Linked DNA regions of Homo sapiens: region 1 is linked to region 2. Evidence: read pairs that join two places in POLR2A ChIA-PET (ENCODE). Cell type or tissue: Panc1. All regions are shown on one strand. Links, peaks and the distances in the headings refer to the core of each region. The heading gives the core; the rest is flanking DNA.

Region 1 (2,812 bases), core at 163-2,662, 260 kb before region 2:
AGGGTTAGGGTTATGGGAGGGACCTGAATTCTGCAAAGATGTGGGCATATTTAAATAAAAAGCAGTTATTGCTCCCTAGCTTGCTTTTCTATAATTCCTTACTGTTCAGGAGTCATGTAGCTAGATGTCACTAGGTTTGTAACTTCTCCAATTGTTCCTATAGATAACATTACTATAGATTGGTTTTTGAGATATTTTTCAGACTTTTACATTCAGTCAGACCAAGTGATGCCACCTGGACCCATGATTCATACCAAGAAACTGACTCAGCACAAGAAGACAATTTGGATGCTCTGATGATTTCATCCCCAACCAATCAGCAGCACCCATTCCCTAGCCCCTTGCCTACCAAATTATCCTTAAAAACCCTAGGCTCCAAGTTGTTGGTGAGGCAAATATGAGAAACATCTCCCATCCTTCTGCTCAACTGCCTTGCAGTAATTAAACTCTTTCTCTGCTGTAACACTGCTGTCTCAATACATTGGCTTTATCTGCACAGCGGGCAAGAAGAAACCATTGGGGGTGTAACAAGGACAAGATTGCCTAGACTCAAATCTTGGTTGTGTCATTATCTGTATGAATTTAGGCAAGTTACGTATCCCTTCTCAGCCTCAGCTTTCTCATCTGTAAAATGAGAACAATAATAATACTTATCACTTTGGGATGCTGCAAGGATTAAGTGAATCATACTTGAAAAGCACTTAAATATTCATAGTACAAAGTCAGTGCCTCATAAATATTATATATTATTATAAGTATAGAGCTAGGTTATTAATCCATTAGGAACTACTTGCCTTAAAATTAAAATATTTTTAAAAATAAAAAAAATTTAAATATACAGAAATGCTAATATGTTTTTCTCTTCCCCAATTGAGTGTTCACATTTCACACTGCAATCAAGTGCCTTACACAATAAAAAAAATTAAAAATACAATAGAAAATAATATGCCACTGAATATATCAATCTATGAAATAACTAGGAATTAAGCCAATAAAGAAAGCACCACCTTCACAGAGAGACTTATAAAATTAATAAACTTAATCCAATGAGACCTTAATAAAAGAAGACACATTAACATTGTAAAGCTATTAATTTTTTCTTAAACTTACCTATAAATTTAATGTATTTATAATTAAAATCTCAGATGAATTTCAGGAGGAATATGAAACTGATTCTAAATATAACCTGGAAGTTTAAACACTCATAGAAAGCTAATATAATTTTGAAAAGAAAGACTAAAAGTGGGAACTCACTTTCCAAGATATGAAGACATATTATAATACCACCGTAATAAAAATAGTATTGACGTGGGGCAAGAACAGATAGACCAACAAAACTAAAGAGGAAGAACAGACATATATAACTGTGAATTCTGCATATAACGATGGCATCATAGATAAAAGACCTAAATGTAAACATAAAAGTTTTAATCAAAGTTTTTTAGGTTTCCTGCATAAGAAACCATTCCAAAGTCTCAGTGGCTTCCAAAAATAAACTTTTTTTTTTTTTGAGATGGAGTCTTATTTATTTATTTATTTATTTATTTATTTATTTATTTATTTGAGTCAGAGTCTCAAGTCTCACTCTGTTGCCCAGGGTGGAGTGCAGTGGCTCGATCTCGGCTCACTGCAACCTCTGCCTCCTGGGTTCAAGTGATTCTCCTGCCTCAGGCTCCTGAGTAGCTGGAATTACAGGTACCCACCACCACGCCCAGCTAATTTTTGTATTTTTAGTAGAGACAGTGTTTCACCAGATTAGCCAGGCTGGTCTCGAATTCCTGACCTCAAGTGATCCACCCTCCTGGGCTTCCCAAAGTTCTGGGATTACAGGCATGAGCCACCATGCCTGGCCTAAAAATAAACATTTTATTTCTCACTCACAAATTTATGATCAGATAAAAGAACTCACATTCAATTGACTAAGGTAGTCAAATGGCCTGACAACGGTGTGGTGAAGTCTTATCCTCTAGAGAAAGACACATCAATGATAGCATTAATAAAACTGCTGTGAGGAAGCAAGTGAATACTGGAAACAATGATCAATTTAGCATAATAAAACTATAAAGTTTATTAAAACTGTGCATGAGGACATTTTTATGACATTGGTATAACCTTGGATTTGGGGGAAAGAACAAATCACGGTATAAAATGTTGATAAATCTGAATAAATCAAAAGTAAAAATGTATGTTCAGATAGAAAAAAATAGCTAATATATGATGGAGGAGGAAAATAAATTAGCATTATACAAGAGGTTATTTTCTAGAGTACGACAAAAACCCATATGATTCAGTAGCTTATATACTTGAAGAGAGCGGGTATTATTATTACTATTATTTTCTGTATTGATGGCTATTTTAGCTCCAGTGCTACGATAAGTGCCTGGCAATATTGTTACTCCTCACTGTTAAACCTCCTTACTGTGTATCCTGTTTCAGGATTTGCTTCTGATCTATTCCTCTCTAAACCAGATATATTAGTTTCCTATTGCTGCTGTAACAAATTATCACAAATTCAGTGGGTTACAACACAACAGATTTTTTCTCTTACTGTCCTGGAGGTCAAAAACTCAACATCAGCCTCACTGGCCTGGAGTCAAAGAATCAGTAGGGCTAGTTCCCTCTGGAGTCAACGGGGGGAGAATCGGTTTCCTTGCCCTTTCTGGCTTGCCGAGGTCATCAGTGTTCCCTGGACGATGGCCTCTTCACCCTTCTTCAAAGGCATCAGCATAGCATCACCACCCGCCTTCACTAACTCTGCCTCTGTCTTCGGTCAGCTTTTCTGTCTTTGACCCTCCTGCCTGCCTTTTATGAG
Region 2 (2,812 bases), core at 306-2,805:
TTTTTTTCTTCATGATTATACTCTAAAACACTGTCGAATTTACAATAAGATCTCCATGGACACAATTACTTTAGTTTTCCGCAGGCTGGCCAGTGAACCAGATCAGTGCCAGCAGAGAAGCATATTGTAACGCTGCTATTGATACGGAAGGAGAGCAGGGAAGTGCTGGGTAGAGGAGGGCATGGTCCCTGGTTAGGGCTCCACCCCCAGGGACCTAGGTGAGGACGGGCACTCCTGCCTTCCTGCCCAAATGTTGCATTTGCCAAGACCACCCTGGCCCACCACGCCTCCATCCTGCACCTATAAAAACTCGAGACCCTAGCGGGCAGACACACAAGCGGCTGGAGGTCGTGAGGAACACATCTGTGGAGGAAGACACAAGTGGCTGGTTGTTGAGAGCACGCCAGCGGAAGAGCACGCGACAGGCACCGGCAGGCCAGGAGGCCATTGACCCGCGAGACAAGGCGGAGTTTGGCCGGGGCAGTTGGAGGAGAGTCCTGGACCACGGAGCGGCCCAACTCCGGGGGAAAACCATCTCCCTTCTGGCTCCCCCATCTGCAGAGAGCTACTTCCACTTGATAAAACTTTGTATTCGGCCGGGCACGGTGGCTCACGCCTGTAATCCCAGCACTTTGGGAGGCCGTGGCGGGCGGATCACTTGAGGTCAGGAGTTTGAGACCAGCCTGGCCAACATGGCGAAACCCCGTCTCTACTAAAAATACAAAAATTAGCCAGGCAGGTGGCATATGCCTGTAAACCCAGCTACAGCTACTCGGGAGGCTAAGGCAGGAGAATCTCTTGAACCCAGGAGGCGGAGGTTGTGGTGAGCCGAGATCGCACCATTGCACTCCAGCCTGGGCGAAAAGAGTGAAACTCCCCTCTCAAAAAAACAAACAAACAAACAAAAAAACCTTTGCATTCAGTCTCCAAGCCCACGTGTAATCCGATTCTTCCCATAGAACAAGGCAAGAACCAGGGATACAGAAAGCCCTCTGTCCTTGCAATAAGTCCTGGGTCTAATTGAGTTGACTAACACAAGCCGCCTATAGACGGCAAACTAAAAGAGCACCCTATAACACACTTTCTGAGCCTTCAGCTGTAAACATTCACCCCTAGACACTGCCGTGGGGTTGGAGCCCCACAGCCCACGCATCTGTATGCTCCCACAGAGTTTTGAGCAGCCGGGCACTCAAGAAGCGAGCCACACCACCATCACATGCCCTGCGAGGGGGACAAGGGAACCGTTGCCGTTTCACTCTAGCAGCACCACACAGCTCTTTTTGGGGAATGAACTTATGGTTGTAACAAAGATAAAAATCACTGCATTAAAAAAAAAAATCCCAAAATACCATGTTAATCAAACATAAAGTACAAAAGGCATTGGAGTAATGTTAGAAACTTGACTGGATTTGCAACTGACAGAGCATCAGAAGGAATGAGAGCACATTTCTCTTTCTTCACTGTTAAGAGACTTCAAACGTACACTACTTTTAGTCCTTTTAAAATCATTCAGAGCCTCAGTCCAGCAAGATTCATTGTAGAGGCATTGGTTCCTTAACAGCTAAGCTCAAAATATGTTGTTGGTAAGAAATGACATTATGGAACACATCGTGTTTAAGTATGCGACCTGTTGAAGAGTGTGTCTTGGTTCTTAATCTTGAGATCCATAGCAAATGTGGATGCTGATATGCAAGATTGAGAGTATATATTAACCCCCTTTTCCTTTTAGTGGCAAGAGATTTAAGATGGAATTTAGATCTCAGAAAATACAACTGGTAACAGGTATATAACCCTGAGAAAGAAACAATCATCCCTTTATTGGAGTGATTCTGTATGTTTTATTTAGTTTTCTTATTGCAACGCTCCTTCCACCACCGTCACAGTGATTTTTGTTGGACATAGCTTGAAATCCTCCATCAGAATTAAAGAAGGAACAAACAAATCCCCCCTCCTGCTATAGAACAAAAGCAAACAAACAAAAAAAACCCTACAACCCTCCTGCTGGTTCCATCCCTCTGTGGGCTTCCTGCAGCTTGGTTCCTGCTGTTCTATCCCTAAGCCGACTGCAGGCAGGGTGACCATCTGCTGCTAGGTCACAGCTGCCTCTTCAAAATTATGCTCTGGTTCCTCTGTCCCATTTTAAATGCCTGAATATTGTTATATGTTGCTTTTATCATCTCCTGAAAAGCTGCCAACACAAGTCTCTATTTGGAATCATTGGTCTTGAATATTCCTTTAAGACATATACATCTCATCTCTTATTTTCTAGACAAGTATCATACAGAGTTCTTTCCTAAAGCAATGGTCCCTTCTCTGATAGAATCCAGACTCTCAAGTAAGTGAGAATTACCAATATATACCACATTAAGTCTCACACTATAGATATTAATTTTTTTGCTAATAAATGTGAATGCTTATATTTGATTTTTAAATTTTATGTTTTCAGTCATTGATAGGACATTTGGGCTTAGTGTTTTTGTGTAACATTAAGAACATGAAGTCACAAATGCAGCTAGAGAAGAGACAAAGCATGGGAATTTTTTTGGGGCGGGTGGCGGGGGGGACGGAGTCTAGCTCTGTCGCCCAGGCTGGAGTGCAGCAGCGCGATCTCGGCTCACTGCAAGCTCTGCCTCCCGCGTTCACGCCATTCTCCTGCCTCAGCCTCCCGAGTAGCTGGGACTACAGGCGCCCGCCACCACACCCGGCTAATTTTTTCTATTTTTTAGTACAGATGGGGTTTCATCGTGTTGGCCAGGATGGTCTTAATCTCCTGACCTCGTGATCCGCCCACCTCGGCCTCCCAAAGTGCTGG

Evidence for each region. Peaks named below come from ENCODE experiments on the same cell type or tissue, not always from the same donor. Only the 100,000 strongest peaks of a DNase experiment are listed, where the experiment ranks them.
Region 1: POLR2A ChIA-PET joins it to region 2 with 11 read pairs; 2 of 35 experiments call an interaction of 5 or more read pairs at or near these places.

Annotation. Positions count from the first base shown.
Region 1 is chr4:177,297,744-177,300,555 of GRCh38, forward strand. The region is part of intron 1 of LOC105377557 (a long non-coding RNA gene); the gene reads right to left. Among named protein-coding and RNA genes, the nearest start is that of NEIL3, 11 kb to the right of the region's middle. In Panc1, for the core only: no CTCF peak of the experiment used is centred there; no DNase peak of the experiment used is centred there.
Region 2 is chr4:177,557,185-177,559,996 of GRCh38, forward strand. The region is part of intron 1 of AGA-DT (AGA divergent transcript); the gene reads left to right. Among named protein-coding and RNA genes, the nearest start is that of AGA-DT, 110 kb to the left of the region's middle. In Panc1, for the core only: no CTCF peak of the experiment used is centred there; no DNase peak of the experiment used is centred there.